Linked DNA regions of Homo sapiens: region 2 is linked to region 1. The links are chromatin loops, found by intact Hi-C in ENCODE. Cell type or tissue: PC-9. All regions are shown on one strand. Region 1 overlaps ADGRL1 (adhesion G protein-coupled receptor L1). Region 2 overlaps ADGRE5 (adhesion G protein-coupled receptor E5).

Region 1 (8,000 bases):
GCCGCCCATGAGCCCGCCTCCTTCAGGAAGCCCTCAGGCATCCGGCAGGTCCATAAGGAAGCCGCAGGCCCTGGGGTGACTATGAAGGATCAGCTGAGAGTTGAAGCCCCTGAATTTCAATCTGCTGTGTAGCTTCAGAGCAAGCACTTGGCCTCTCTGAACCTATTTCCCCATTGCTGCTCAGGGACTAACAGACCTACCTCGCAGAGACAGAGCACGTGCCCAGAGAGGGCCCAGGTACATGATCCTCGGGCAGGGCAGGGTTCTCACAGCATCTCCAGTCCCTGCCCCATCCTCCAGCTCAGTGGATGGCAGCCCAGTCCCTCCAGGGGCTCAGGAACCGGACAGTCATCCTGGATCCCTCTCCCCTCACATCACATCCAGCCCCGTCAGGTCCTGTGGCTACTCCTTCAGAGTCCACTCACCTCTCGCCACTCCTCAGCTTCTCTGGTCCAGCCCCATCATCTCCTGGCTGGACCCCACTTCCCCACCTCACTGTCTACACCTCGTCTCCCTATCTATCTGCCACCCCTGTCCCATCCAATCTCTACCTCGAGGCGAGAACAATCTTTGCAAAATGAAACTGTCTACAGTATGTTTCCCCCAGGGCCACCAGAGGGCGCGTGTGAGCATCTAAGTCAGCCGCTTCCCTCCTCTGCTCAGAACCCTCCGTGGCTCCCACCTCACTCGACCAAAAGCCAAAGTCTGTATCATACAAAGGCTCTGCACTGGGCCGGATGTGGCGGCGCACACCTGTAATCCCAGCACTTCAGGAGGCTGAAGAGGGCTGATTGCTTGGGCTCAGAAGTTCCAGACCAGCCTGGGGAACATAGTGAAACCTTGTCTCTGCCAAAAATACAAAAAGTTAGCCAGGCATAGTGGCACACGCCTGTGATCCCAGCTCCTCGGGAGGCTTAGGTGGGAGGATCTCTTGAGCCCGGGTGGTGGAGGTTGCAGTGAGCTGAGATTATGCCACTGCACTCTAGCTTGGGCAACAGAGCAAGACCCCATCTCAAAAACAAAAAACAAACAAGCCCTGTACAATGTGAAACACCAGGCACTGTTCTGCCTTAGGGCCTCTTCACGGGCTGTTTCTCTCTTCCCCAGATCCCCTCACAGCTCCTCCTGCATCTTCCTTTTGGTCTTTCCTCAAACATCACTAGTTCAGCAAGGTCCTGCTGGCCCCCACACTCCTACACCATGTCCTGACTTGATTTCTCCATACCTATCACCAGCACGCCATGCATTTTATTTGCTTATGAACTCTCTGCTACTAGATGCTGGCTCTGCAGGGTGGGGTTTGCATACTACACTCAGCACAGCGCCTGGCACAAGCAGGAAGCTGAAATATAATTGTTCAACGAAGAACCTTTTAAAGGTCACCCTGGAGCTGGGCACAGTGGCTCATGCCTGTAATCCTAGCACTTTGGGAGACCAATGCAGAATTGCTTGTGTCCAGGAGTTTGAGACCAGCCTGGGCAACACAGTGAGATCCTGTCTCTACAAAAATTTAAAAATTAGCCAGGCATGGTGGCACACACCTGTGGTCCTGGCTACTCGGGAGGCTGAGGCAGCAGGGTCATTCAAGCCCAAAAAGTCAAGGCTGCAGTGAGCTATGATCATGCCACTGCACTCCAGCCTGGGTGACAAAACAAGACTCCGTCTCTAAATAAAATAAAATAAAGGTCACCCCGGCCACCAAGCAGCACTGGACTGCAGAGGGGTAGGGGTCGTTCAAAAAATTCCCTGCCCCCGCCCCCAACACCTTCTCCCTCATCTCCCCATCTATCTGCCACCCCGTCCCATCCAGTCTCTACCCTGAGGTCAGAACGATCTTTGCAAAATGGAAATCCAATTACACCCCTCCCTGCCTACAACCCTCCATGGCTCCCTATTGCCTGTGATGCTCTAACATGGCATCTCAGGCCCTGCTGTCCTGCCACCTTCCCATCACTTCTACTCAGCGTCTGTCTCTCTCTCACACACAGTTCCTTATTCTGCTCTCCCTCCAAAGGGCTCTGCCCAGAGGACAGCATTCGTATCTCTCATATCCACTCTCACAGCACACAGGGTCTCTGTGTTTTGCTCCCCTAACTGGACTTGGGCTCAGCTGTTAAATGTCTGTCTTCCCCACCATCGAGGGACTCTGACGGGAAAGTACCATTGTGGGTTGGGCTGGCTCTTGTTGCATACCCAACCCTGGGCAAGGAGTGGATGCTTATTCATTTGTTTAATGAATGAAGATGAAATAGACCCAAAAAGCAGATCATCTATTCAGTGGATGTTTACCGAGTTCCCAACTGGTCACAAGTGCAATGGAGGAAGGTGTGCTTGACAGGGGGTATACATGTAGGTGCAACTGTAGACAGGGTGGCCAGGAAATGCCTCCCCTAAAAAGTGACATTTCGGCAGAGGTCTTGAGGAGGTGAGCCATCTAGGTACCTGTGCAAAGAGCATTCTGGGCAGAGGAAACAGCACGTGCAAAGGTCCTGGGGTAGGAATGTGCTGAGATGTGGCTGGGGCCCTGCAAGCAAGGGGAAGAGTGGAAGGAGGTGAGGGCGGCTGGGGAGGGGGGTCACAGAGGCCATACAGGGCCTTGTGGACCTCAGGGAGGACTTTGGCTTTCTAGAGAGGTGGGAGCCATCGGGAATCCTGAACAGAGGGATGGGATCTGGCTCGGGTGTTCACAGGTGTCCTCTGGCCGCAGAGGTGGAGATCAGACTGTGTGTGGGGAGGGTTGCTGGGAGTGGAGGGTACTCTCTACCCCACCTGTCCCTTGCCTTTTGTCCACAGGGCTGTCAAAGCCAGAAACCTGAAGCTTCCACCAAGCACTGGCTGCTTCTGGCCCCCACCTTGCTGGTTGCCTCCTGGCCTCCCTTCTGGCCTCCTGGCCTCCCTTCCTGCCAACTATGGCTCTCTCCCACGTAGCAGCTAGAGGGAGCTCATGCTAAACATTCTCACCCTGCCATCTGGATCCTGACGCAAACCCCCTACCTCTACCCCCACCCCTGCCACAGGCCCTGGCAGCCCCACAGTCACAAGTCCAGCCAGCAGCCTCCAGCTTCTCTCCACATGCAGTTGTGAAACATTTCTCCTTCCTCCCCTTTGAGCCACCATCTTCTGTCTGACCTCAGGGCAGCCCCTCTCTCTCACAGATGCTCCTTCCCCTCCACCATACCCCTCCTCCCCCTCCAGGTTGCAGCTGGGAAGCCCCCTCCTCCGGGAAGCCTTCCCTGACTTGCAACTCTGTTGCGCTCACCATCATGGCACGTCCACACCACAGTGGCCTGTGGTCTGTTTCCACTCCAAAGTGTTCACTGTCCAGCCCCAACCTTTGCACTCTGAGCTCAGCAGAGCAGAGCTGAAAAGAGTTCTAGAAGCTAGGGCCCGAGCAGAGGGCACAGAGGCGGGATCCCCCTGCCTCATCAGATGCTGGCAGGTAAGGGGCAGGGTAAGACCAGGAGACAGGGGCATGGTGCCTAGCAGGGCAGGAGAGAAGAGGCCTCCGGCATAGCGCCCTTAAGTTGCAGGTTCAAATCCAGGCTGTGCGCCGTCATGTCAGCACGACAGGACACCCACGTCACTCCTCTCAATTCTGTCTCTCCACGGGGGAGCTGGGGAACGAGAGCCTCCCAGGGTGGCTGTGGGGGTTAGAAATAATTTTCGGCAATTCCACACATCTTTTTTGGAGCATCTTCTATGTGCCAGACACTGAGGGGCTGGGTACAAAAAAGTCGATTCTATAGCGTACCAGTGTTGTGAAAGAAGATAAAGCCAGGAAAAGTGGCTATGAGTGTGTGTGGGTTTGGGAGTGTGTGTGTTTTTTTTTTTAATCGTATTTTTAGAGACAGGGTCTTACTCTGTTGCCCAGGTTGGAGTGCAGTGGTGGGATCATAGCTCACCACAGCCTCTGAGCTCAAGGGATCCTCCTGCCTCAGCCTCCCAAGTAGCTGGGACCACAGGGCGTGTGCCACCGTGCCCAGCTAATTTTTAATTTTTTTGTAGAAATGGGGGCCTCGTTATGTTTCCCAGGCTGGTCTCAAACTCAAGCGATCCTCCCGCCTCATCCTCCCAAAGTGCTGGGATTACAGGCACGAGCTACTGTGCCCGGCTGTTGCAATTTTATTTTATTTTATTTATTTATTTGAGACAGAGTCTTGCTCTGTCATCCAGGCTGGAGTGCAATGGCGTGATCTTGGCTCACTGCAACCTCTGCCTCCCAGGTTCAAGCGATTCTCCTGACTCAGACTCCTGATTAGCTGGGACTACAGGCACTCACCACCACACCCAGCTAATTTTTGTATTTTTAGTAGAGACAGGGTTTCACCATGTTGGTCAGGCTGGTCTCGATCTCCTGATCTCAGGTGATCCACCCACCTCGGCCTTCCAAAGTGCTGGGATTACAGGCATGAGCCACTGTGCCCGGCTGTTGCAATTTTCAACAGGATGATCAGGAAAGGCCATCTCCCCTGGAGAAGATGACATTTCAGCAAACCCCTGTGAATTTGAGAGAGGAGCACGCAGGTGTTCAGTTCAGGAGAGTTAGAAGAGCATCCTGGGCAGGGTCACAGCCCGTGCAAAGGCCCTGGGGCTGGACCGTGCCTATATGTTTGAATAACGGTGGCAGCTGCATCGAGGAAGCGGGTTGTGAGCTGGTGAGGAGAGTGGGAGGAGGTGAGAGCAGGGAGGTGCCGGGAACAGACTGTGCAGGACTCGCCTTGTACTTTAAACACACAACTGCTCCCCAAATGGGGCCGCCCCTCTGCCCAGCCTTCACTCCCAGAAGCCACTAGGGGGCGTTCTGGGGCAGGGTCGGCCAACCATGGTCAGGCCCCCGCCTGCCTTTGTACAGCTGGTGAGCTAAGAATGGTGTTTACATTTTTAAAGGACTGAAGAGAAGAAGAGAAAAGAGAACAGGCCACAGAACCCGTCTGCGGCCCGCAAAGCTTGCAGGATTTACCATCGGGCTTTCTACAGAAAAGTCAGCCAACCTCTACTCTATTTTATTTACGTATATATTTTTTTGAGACAGGGTCTTGCTCTGTTGCCCAGGCTGGAATGCAGTGGCGCGATCACAGCTCACTGCAGCCTTGACCTCCCAGCTCAAGTGATCCTCCTGCCTCAGCCTCCCGGGTAGCTGGGACGACAGGCGTGCGGCACCATGCCCAACTAATTTTTAAATTTTGTATTCTGTAAAGAAGGGGGTCTCGCTTTGTCGCCCAGGCTGGTCTTGAACTCCTGGACTCAAGTGATCCTCCTGCCTCAGCCTCCCAAAGTGCTGGGATTACAGGCGTGGGCCACTTTTTCCCACTGGCAACCTCTACTCTACAGCCATCACTGCCAACCCAGGACAATTCTGCCCCTGATCCCAGTATGTTTAGCAATGTCTGGAGACTTTCTGAGGTGTTACGACTGTGGGGCTGGAGGTGTCACTGACATCCATCGGGAAGAGGCTAGGGTGGCCTCTGAGCATCCTATAGTACAGAGGACAGCCTCCCACAGAGAATGATGCAGTGCCGAAGTCAGGAGTAATGGAAATCGTCTAGGAAATCCTGTCTGGGAAAGCCAGCCCCGGACCCCTCACCTCCTCAAGGGATAAGAAGGAGAATCCATCTGGCTTCCTGACCTGATCATTTGTGACCTGCAGGGTATTTTTAGCCTCTGAGGGAGGGGCACTGGCTATTCTGAGTTTTTTTGTTTTTTTTTTTTGGCGGGGTGGGGGGGGGCAAGGTTATTTTTGGCCTGGGCATCTATTTATTGAATTTTTATCTCCCCCCAAATTTTGGAACAGGAGACAGTGAAGGCAGGGGCATTTTTTTTTTTTTTTAAGAGTCAGGATCCTGCTTCGTCGCCCAGGCTGGAGTGCACTTGTGCAATCATAGCTCACTGCAGCCTCAAACCTCTGGGCTCAAGCCATCCTCCCACCTCAGCCTCCTGAGCAGCTGAGACTACAGGTACATATTCACGATGCCCAACTATTAAAAAAAAAATTTTAGAAACGAGTCTTGCTATGTTGCCCAGGCTGATCTCAAATTCTTGTCCTCAAGCAATCCTCCCACCTCGGCTTCCCAACATTCTGGGTTTACAGGTGTGAGTCACCACACCTGGGTCAGGTAAGACTTCTTGAACGCACACTGTGGGCCAGTGATGACTGTTGACACCTGGGATTCCCAAAGCAAAGCAAATCACAACATCCTCGCGCGCTTGGATCCTCCTCACAGACACAGACAGTAAACAAACAAGCGCAGAACATCAGGAAATTACAGACTATGTGAAAAGCCGTCCGCTGTACTGAACATCAGGAGGGGTGTGGGAAGCTGAGACTTTGCAGAAGGTGCCTGGGAGTAAACGTTACTGGGGAGGTGATATTTCAAGAGGGTGGGGGAGAAAAAGCCTCGAAAATATCTGGGGAAGGGTCCTCCGTGGCAGAACAGCCAGTGCAAACGCCCCGGGGTAGGATCACACTTAGCACACTGGACGAGCAACGAGGAGGGAGGAGATGGCCCAGAAAGACCATGAAGGGCCAGACCCCAGGACAGTCCAAGCCTGTGGGCTACTGCAGTCAGAGTTTGGGGCTACCCTCGAAAAGAAGACACACATGCCTTCTCCCCAACTCACATGACAGGAGAGTTTTGCTTTTTTGTTTTGGGTTTTTTTTTTTTATTGAGAATGAGTCTCGCTCTGTCGCCCACGCTGGAGTGCAGTGGCACAATCTCGGCTCGCTGCAACCTCCGCCTCCTGGATTCAAGCAATCCTCCCGCCTCAGCCTCCCTGGTAGCTGGGACTACAGGTGCACACCACCACGCCTGGCTAATTTCTGTACTTGTAGTAGAGATGGGGTTTCACCATGTTGGCCAGGCTGGTCTCGAGCCCCTGACCTCAGGTGATCCACCCGCCTCAGCCTCCCAAAGTGCTGGGATTACAGGTATGAGCCACCACGCCCAGCTGATAGGAGAGCTTTGATGGAAACCCCATATGTGTTGCTAGAGTGTGAGCTCCATGAGGACAGGACATGGCCACCACCCCCCATGGCGCCCCCTGCATGGTGCTGGGTGGGGAGGCAAGTGTGTGCAGATTGCATGACAAGGTGCACCCAGCCTTGCTCCAAGAAGTCCTGAGCACACAACTGCAGGTGCACAAAAGATGCAGACAGCCCCATGTGTGCACACAGACAGCTACTCCTTCTTGCAGCCCTGCCTCCCCCAGCATGACCACCCCCTCTGCAAAACACAAACACCAGCACAGGAGGGACCTTTATGAACACCGGATGAGTCTGATGGTCACGTGGCCACATGCACCCTTGGCTAGATCACCATCCAGGCCACACAGGCAGAGGACACCTATGCACAGGTGCAGACAGACAGACAGACATCTGGATTCTGGGGACACCGGGACCCCCTCCATGTTTCTACTTGGCCTCCCACCTCACTCCAGGACCCGTCTCTCCCCTTCCATCAGGGTGCCCAATAGCAACCACTTTGCCCCAAACCCAGCCTGGGAGGAGCTGTCTGTCTTGCCACGGCACCTTCAGGGTCACTGGGGTCAGGGTTTCAGACCCAGGGAACCCCCGCCTCAGGAGCCCCTCCCCCTGCCTCCCCACAGAGGGGCTGGAGGAGGGGAAGTGTCTGGCATCTGGAAATCAGATCCGTGAGAGGAACCCACACAGAAACGAGAGCCTTGTGTGTCCTTGGCCACATGTCTCGCCAGGGAGAAAGGAGGGGGTGGAGGGCAAAGACGATGCTCTGGCGGGGATGGCAGTGCTCCCACTCCTCCCGTTCCTCTTGAGGGGCACCCACTGCCACCCTCCCCACCGAGATGCCTGCGCTGGGGCTGAAGCAACACATGCTCTGCCACCAGCCTGGCAGGGTAGGGAGGACGCAGACGCCCCGAGATGCAAGCGTCACACAGCCTCACATGCAGGTGGAGAGGCCACCCGCCAGGAGCCCAAACTGCTGGATGCAAACACACTCCCGTGCAGCTGAGGCGCCTGTAGGCTCCTC
Region 2 (8,000 bases), 210 kb after region 1:
TGGCACGTGCCTGTAGTCCCAGTTACTCAGGAGGCTGAAGCGAGAGGATCAATTGAGCCCGGGAGGTCAAGGCTGCTGTGAGCTATGATCACGCCAAAGCACTCCAGCCTGGACGACATAGTGAGACCCTGTCTTAAAAAAAAAAAAAAGTCCAGGCACAGTGGCTCATGCCTGTAGTCCTAGCACCCTAGCACTTTGGCAGGCTGAGGTAGATGGATCACCCGAGGTCAGGAGTTCAAAACTAGCCTGGCCAAGATGGTGAAACCCCATCTCTACTAAAAATACAAAAATTAGCTGGGAGTGGTGGCAGGTGCCTATAATCCCAGCTACTTGGGAGGCTGAGACAGAAGAATTGCTTGAACCTGGGGAGTGGAGGTTGCAGTGAGCTGAGATCACGCCACTGCACTCCAGCCTGGGCGAAAGAGCGAAACTCCGTCTCAAAAAAAAAAAAACAAGGAACAACTAGAAACTGACTCATCGGGAGGGGCTCCTGGCGTCATCGTGGTGGACTGGCTGAGCCTGAGCTGGGTCATCTTGGGAGGGAGGATAGAGCATGGGAGGAGGACAACGGGAGTAGGCAGCGAGTGTGTCTGTTCCCCAGGCCCCGCCGTGGCGGGCATCCTCTCCATCCAGAACATGACGACATTGCTGGCCAATGCCTCCTTGAACCTGCATTCCAAGAAGCAAGCCGAACTGGAGGAGATATATGAAAGCAGCATCCGTGGTGTCCAACTCAGACGCCTCTCTGCCGTCAACTCCATCTTTCTGAGCCACAACAACACCAAGGAACTCAACTCCCCCATCCTTTTCGCCTTCTCCCACCTTGAGTCCTCCGATGGGGAGGCGGGAAGAGACCCTCCTGCCAAGGTCTCTGCTCACTCTGCTCACTTCCTCAAAGATAACCCAGGGCCTTCGCACATGCTGGGCCTCTCTCTGGGATGCTCTTTCCCGACGTGACTCAGTCTTTTATGTTTCTGGCCTTCTGATTTGGGCCTTCCCCAACCTCATTACTTATTTATTTCCTTACTTTATTTATTTAATTTAATTAATTAATTTATTTATTTTAAGACAGAGTCTCACTCTGTCGTCCAGGCTGGAGTGCAGTGGCACGTTCTCGGCTCACTGCAATCTCTGCCTCCCAGGTTCAAGTGATTCTCCTGCCTCAGCCTCCCAAGTAGATGGGATTACAGGCATGCGCCACCACACCTCGCTGATTTTGTATTTTTAGTAGAGACGGGGTTTCTCCATGTTGGTCAGGTTGGTCTCAAACTCCCGACCTCAGGTGATCTGCCCGCCTTGGCCTCTCAAAGTACTGCGATTACAGGCGTGAGCCACCACTCCCAGACTTTCTTTTCTTATTTATTTATATTTTTAGACAGGAGGGTCTCACTCTGTGGCCCAGGCTGGAGTGCAGTGGCGCGATTATAGCTCACTGCAACCTCGAACTCCTGAACTCAACCATTCCTCCAGCCTCAGAGTTTTGAGTAGCTGAGGCTACAGGCATGCACCACCACTCCCAGCTAATTTTTTTATTTTTGATAGAGACGGGGACCTCACTATTTTTCCCAGGATGGTCTAGAATTCCTGGGCTCCAGTGATCCTCCCACCTCAGCCTCCTGAGTAGCTGGGACTATAAGCGTGCACTACTATGCCCAGTTAATTAAAAACAAAAAAATTAATGGAGATGGAGGTCTCGCTATGTTGCCACAGCTGGTCTCAAACTCCTGGCCTCAAGCGATCCTCCCACCTTGGCCTCCCAAAGTCCTGGAATTACTTACAGGCAAGAGCCATCATCATCCCTGGCCACCTTCTAATGCACTATCTACATTACTTATTCGTTAGGTTTATGTCATAATCTGCCTCTCCCACTTTTTTTTTTTTTTTTTTTTTTTTTTTTTGAGATGGAGTTTCACTCTTGTCATCCAGGCTGGAGTGCAGTGGCTCATTCTCGGCTCAGTGCAACCTCCACCTCCCAGGTTCAAGCGATTCTCCTGCCCAGGACTCCCAAGTAGCTGGGATTTACAGGTGCTTGCCACCAGGCCCAGCTAATTTTTGTATTTTTTAGTGGAGACGGGGTTTCGCCATGTTGGCCAGGCTGGTCTCAAACTCCTGACCTCAGGTGATCCGCCTGCCTCAGCCTCCCAAAGTGCTGGGATTACAGGCATGAGCCACTATGCCTGGCCACCTCTCCCACTCTTATGTCAACCTCACAAGGGTAGGTACTTGTGTGTGCCCTGTTCACTGCTGTGTCTCCAAACCTGTTACATTCAGTAGGCGCTCGGTCAATACTCATCTAGTAAAAAGCAGCCCTCTTAGACTCAGCCCAAGCCCAGGACCTAAGAGTGAGCTCCAGGCCAACCTTTCTGACCACCCCCATCTGCCCACAGGACGTGATGCCTGGGCCACGGCAGGAGCTGCTCTGTGCCTTCTGGAAGAGTGACAGCGACAGGGGAGGGCACTGGGCCACCGAGGGCTGCCAGGTGCTGGGCAGCAAGAACGGCAGCACCACCTGCCAATGCAGCCACCTGAGCAGCTTTGCGATCCTTATGGCTCATTATGACGTGGAGGTAAGTAGCTGGAGGCATCCTCAAGTGCCCACAGGTAATGAGGTCCAGCTGCAACCAGACAGGCAGCTAGTTCTCCATGGAGCCCTACTGGTTGCTCAGATATATCTGCATGGTTGCACAGCCCAGGTGTCCCCACGTCACACCCTTCGCAGCCTCTTCCTTTGGCCTCTTCTCTACAACCCAGCAACTATACACTGGGTGCAGCCACTAGCTCCGCTCCTCTGCCTGTCCATCCCGTACCAGTTGTGAGATGTCAACTAAAAGCTCCCCATGGAGAGCATTCCAAGGGGGCACCACTTGCCCGTTTTTTTTTTTTTTTGAGACGGAGTCTCTGTCGCCCAGGTTGGAGTATGGTGGCACAATCTCAGCTAGTGAGGTTCAAGGGATTCTCCTGCCTTAGCCTCCCGAGTAGCCGAGATTACAGGCGTGCACCACCATGCCTGAGTAATTTTTGGTATTTTTAGTAGAGACAGGGTTTCACCATGTTGCCCAGGCTAGTCTCAAACTCCTGACCTCAGGTGATCCACCCACCTCGGCCTCCCGAAGTGCTGGGCTTACAGGTGTCAGCCACCGCACCCGGCCTCTTTTTTTTTTTCTTTTGGACAGAGTCTTGCTCTATCGCTTAGGCTGGAGTGCAGTAGTGTGATCTTGGCTCACTGCAACCCCCGCCTCCGGATTCAAGCGATTCTCCTGCCTCAGCCTCCCAAGTAGCTGGGATTACAGGTGCATGCCACCATGCACCGCTAATTTTTGTATTTTTAGTAGAGGCGGGGTTTCACTATGTTGGGCAGGCTGGTCTCGAACTCCTGACCTCAGGTGATCTGCCCCCCCTCAGCCTCTCAAAGTGCTAGGATTAGAGGCATGAGCCACCACACCCAGCCTGGAGCACCACTTTCTGTACGTGACTTCAGTAGGATCCATCGTTAAGCTGGGCCTTGTCGAAAACTGCAATTAACCAGGCAGAGAAGGGGGGCGCCTGTGGTCCAGGCCAAAGGCCCAGCAAGCACAAAAATGTGAAATCCCTAGACTCCCCTTCCAGCTGGTAAGTGTGGCCAGATCTAGGAGGGACAAGGGAGGAGGTCAGAGAGGTGGGCCCGTCAAAGTGTGGGGGGGAAAAGGGACCACAAAGAGGGCAGGAAGGCCTCATGCCCTGAAGGAACCCTGAGCACCCGGTGCCACTCCTAGGACTGGAAGCTGACCCTGATCACCAGGGTGGGACTGGCGCTGTCACTCTTCTGCCTGCTGCTGTGCATCCTCACTTTCCTGCTGGTGCGGCCCATCCAGGGCTCGCGCACCACCATACACCTGCACCTCTGCATCTGCCTCTTCGTGGGCTCCACCATCTTCCTGGCCGGCATCGAGAACGAAGGCGGCCAGGTGAGGTCCCGCCCCGCTCCCTCCTGAGCTCTGGGGTCAGGGAGGCCTGGGAGGGGTTAGCCCCGCCCACTCCCGGGGCTCAGTCGGGTAGGCGGGCCCTGGAGGCATGAGGCCCCGCCCCTGTCCGGGATCTGGCCCCGCCCACCGGGGGGTCGGGTTGTCTCTTTAAAGGGCGCTGGCTTTGGAGCTGCCTGGCCACACCCCGAGTGCCCGCTCGCTTCTGAGCGTTGTTGGGGGTGGGCCCTGGGGGGAAACCTGGCCCCCGCTCCAGACCCGCCCACCCTCCGGCTGTGGTCCCGCCCACTCTCGGGACCTGGCAGGCGACTGGCTCTGGCGCCGCATGCCCCTCCCCGCGCTGACGTCGCTCCGCCCCTCCGTCCCCGCCCCGCAGGTGGGGCTGCGCTGCCGCCTGGTGGCCGGGCTGCTGCACTACTGTTTCCTGGCCGCCTTCTGCTGGATGAGCCTCGAAGGCCTGGAGCTCTACTTTCTTGTGGTGCGCGTGTTCCAAGGCCAGGGCCTGAGTACGCGCTGGCTCTGCCTGATCGGCTATGGCGTGCCCCTGCTCATCGTGGGCGTCTCGGCTGCCATCTACAGCAAGGGCTACGGCCGCCCCAGATAGTGAGTGCAGCGAGATGGGGCAGGAGGAAGGCGGGGTGCTGGGCCTGGGGCTCACAGGCAGTGCCACACACAATGTCCGGCCGCCCTCCGTTCCGCTCCTGGCTTCCTGGGGCACTGATGGGACCCCTCCCTTCCCTCCTAGCTGCTGGTTGGACTTTGAGCAGGGCTTCCTCTGGAGCTTCTTGGGACCTGTGACCTTCATCATTTTGGTAAGTACCCACTCTCCCTCCACCGAAGCCCGAGCGCCACAGGCCCAGGCCCGGCTGGACCATCGCTCTCGCCCTCTAACCCACAATCTGCTCCCTGCCCAGTGCAATGCTGTCATTTTCGTGACTACCGTCTGGAAGCTCACTCAGAAGTTTTCTGAAATCAATCCAGACATGAAGAAATTAAAGAAGGCGAGGTGAGAGGAGAGGCTGGAAGGACTTGGAGGCGGGGCCGGGGTGAGGGGCATGAAGCTGGAGGTGAGGTGGGGGCCCACGCTGCAACCCCGCTCCTCGCAGGGCGCTGACCATCACGGCCATCGCGCAGCTCTTCCTGTTGGGCTGCACCTGGGTCTTTGGCCTGTTCATCTTCGACGATCGGAGCTTGGTGCTGACCTATGTGTTTACCATCCTCAACTGCCTGCAGGGCGCCTTCCTCTACCTGCTGCACTGCCTGCTCAACAAGAAGGTGGGGGCCTGGGCACAGTGGCGCACGCCTGTCATCCTCCCACCTATTTGGGAGGCTGAGGTGGGAGGATTGCTTGAGCCCAGAAGTTGGAGACCAGCCTGGGCAACATAACCAGATGCTGTCTTTACAAAAAAATTCAAAGATAGCCAGGGTGAGGCGCCTGTAATCCCAACAGTTTGGGAGGCCGAGGTGGGCAGATCACCTGAGGTCAGTAATTCAAGACCAGCCTGGCCAACATGGTGAAACCCTGTCTCTACTAAAAATACAAAAATTAGCCAGGCATGGTGGCACACGCCTGTAGTCCCAGCTACTTGGGAGGCTGAGGCAGGAGAATCATTTGAACCAGGAGTGCAGTGGGCCAAGATGGCACCATTGCACTCCAGCCTGGGTGACAGTGAGACTTGTCTCCAAAAAAAAAAAAAAAAGCCGGGTGTGCTGAATACCCATCTCAGCTTCTCAGGAGGCTGGGGCAAGAGGATCACTTGGGCCCAGGAGTTCAAGGTTGCAGTAAGCTATGATGGTGCCACTACACTCCAGCCTGGGTGACAGGGGGACCCGATCTCAAAAAAAAGACAAACACAAAAACACCAAGAAGGTGGGGCTGAGGGCAGAGCATGGGGAGGAGCGTGCATGGTCCCAGGGCCTGCTCCTGCCCTGACTTGGTGTCTGGGCCGGCAGGTTCGGGAAGAATACCGGAAGTGGGCCTGCCTAGTTGCTGGGGGGAGCAAGTACTCAGAATTCACCTCCACCACGTCTGGCACTGGCCACAATCAGACCCGGGTAAGGGGCTGCGCCTGGGGCGGGTGTGGGCAGGAAGGCACCAGGGCTAGCGGGGCTCAGGCCTCTGGGCTCTCCTCTCCAGGCCCTCAGGGCATCAGAGTCCGGCATATGAAGGCGCATGGTTCTGGACGGCCCAGCAGCTCCTGTGGCCACAGCAGCTTTGTACACGAAGACCATCCATCCTCCCTTCGTCCACCACTCTACTCCCTCCACCCTCCCTCCCTGATCCCGTGTGCCACCAGGAGGGAGTGGCAGCTATAGTCTGGCACCAAAGTCCAGGACACCCAGTGGGGTGGAGTCGGAGCCACTGGTCCTGCTGCTGGCTGCCTCTCTGCTCCACCTTGTGACCCAGGGTGGGGACAGGGGCTGGCCCAGGGCTGCAATGCAGCATGTTGCCCTGGCACCTGTGGCCAGTACTCGGGACAGACTAAGGGCGCTTGTCCCATCCTGGACTTTTCCTCTCATGTCTTTGCTGCAGAACTGAAGAGACTAGGCGCTGGGGCTCAGCTTCCCTCTTAAGCTAAGACTGATGTCAGAGGCCCCATGGCGAGGCCCCTTGGGGCCACTGCCTGAGGCTCACGGTACAGAGGCCTGCCCTGCCTGGCCGGGCAGGAGGTTCTCACTGTTGTGAAGGTTGTAGACGTTGTGTAATGTGTTTTTATCTGTTAAAATTTTTCAGTGTTGACACTTAAAATTAAACACATGCATACAGAAGATGGCCTTGCCTGCTGGTGGTGATTCAGAGGCCGGGCCCAGGGTGTCCGTGAAAGGCCAAGATGACCAAGAAATAGATGGGGTGGGAGCCAGGCTTCCATAATAACAAGTTTATTCTCATACAATCTCTAGCTTCTCAACAGTGGCGCCTGGAAAGGGGAGGTGAAGCTGCATGCGGGCGGCTCCGGGTGGGCGGCTCTGGCACGTGGTGGTTACCGGCTCTGCTCGACTGTAAGACATGAGATGCAGTGAACTGAAGGGCCGGGGGAGGAACCCTCTGCCCCAGACCCCTGGCCCTGCCCAAGGCACTTACTGTATGTGGAGATGTCGATTTCCTCTGGAAGTTCTGCCACATTAACTTCAAACCGGTCCTGGACGTCATTGAGGATTTTGGCATCATTCTCGTCAGACACAAAAGTGATGGCTAGGCCTTTGGTGCCAAAGCGACCCGCCCGGGCCACCTGCAGGCAGACAGGATCAGGGTCAGGCCACAGATACTACCTCAGGACTTGAGGAAAAGCAGGGCTGGGGCCCCACCCCACCGCCAGGGGAAAGCAACATGCCCGTGAGGCTGCTCACCCGGTGCAGGTAGGTGTCCGAGTCCTCAGGCATGTCGTAGTTAAAGACGATGTTGACTCGCTCGATGTCCATCCCCCGGCCAAACAGATTGGTGGCCACCAGGATCCGCCGCTGGAAATCCTTGAACTGCTGATAGCGTGACAGGCTGGGGTGCAGGAGAAACAAGTGGAGGCCGTCAGACACTGGGCTCCTGGTGGTGCTCCCTGCAGCCTTGGCGGGCGGCTCGCACTCACCGCTCCTCCTGGGCCATGCCCCGGTGGATGGCGATGGCCGGGAAGTTCTGCTCCACGAGGAGCTGGGCCAGGGCCATGCAGCGCTGCACTGACTTGACGAAGATTATCACCTGAGGGAAGGAGTGGCAGTCAGGGCCACACAGTCCCTGTGGCCCAGTGACCTCCCGAAGGTCCTGAGCCCCAGGACAGGCTGATGGAAGTATCACCTGGTTAAACTCCAGCACATCCAAGAGATCAAAGAGCTTGCGGTTCTTCTCACTGTCTTTGAGTTTGACGTAGTACTGCTGCAGGCCGTGCAGCGTGAGCTTGGTCTCGTCGTCCACAAACACCTCCATGGGCTGTGTGGGAAGGGAGGTGGGAGGGGCGGGCAGGGATCACCTCTGGGCATCTCGCCTGCCCAGAACCTTCCAGTGGGCGACTCCTTTGTGCGACACTTCCCAGAGGACCTGCTGCACCAGAC

What was found. A loop is a pair of places that touch in the nucleus more often than their neighbours do. Peaks named below come from ENCODE experiments on the same cell type or tissue, not always from the same donor. Only the 100,000 strongest peaks of a DNase experiment are listed, where the experiment ranks them.
Region 2: a loop joins it to region 1, with 5 times the contacts of the local background. A loop is called at or near these places in 19 of 110 quality-filtered maps.

What each region holds. Positions count from the first base shown.
Region 1 is chr19:14,195,606-14,203,605 of GRCh38, forward strand. The region is part of intron 1 of ADGRL1 (adhesion G protein-coupled receptor L1); the gene reads right to left. Among named protein-coding and RNA genes, the nearest start is that of ADGRL1, 6.6 kb to the right of the region's middle. In PC-9, CTCF peaks have their summits at 627 (motif pointing right), 826, 4,808 (motif pointing right), 5,012 and 1 weaker place; no DNase peak of the experiment used is centred here.
Region 2 is chr19:14,401,996-14,409,995 of GRCh38, forward strand. It overlaps ADGRE5 (adhesion G protein-coupled receptor E5), which reads left to right. Exons shown (of 20, transcript NM_078481.4): 12 at 602-867; 13 at 2,388-2,567; 14 at 3,753-3,944; 15 at 4,336-4,562; 16 at 4,705-4,771; 17 at 4,874-4,965; 18 at 5,066-5,234; 19 at 5,913-6,014; 20 at 6,097-6,728. The coding sequence ends at 6,126. DDX39A (DExD-box helicase 39A) reads right to left here. Exons shown (of 11, transcript NM_005804.4): 7 at 7,747-7,878; 8 at 7,541-7,650; 9 at 7,308-7,452; 10 at 7,042-7,189; 11 at 6,803-6,957. The coding sequence ends at 6,941. Among named protein-coding and RNA genes, the nearest start is that of DDX39A, 13 kb to the right of the region's middle. RefSeq lists enhancers at 1-738, 3,160-3,789, 3,362-3,656, 3,790-4,419, 5,802-6,031 and 1 more and a silencer at 3,934-4,453. In PC-9, a CTCF peak has its summit at 4,567 (motif pointing left); DNase peaks (open chromatin) are centred at 498 and 4,166; H3K4me3 peaks cover 490 bases; H3K27ac peaks cover 404 bases.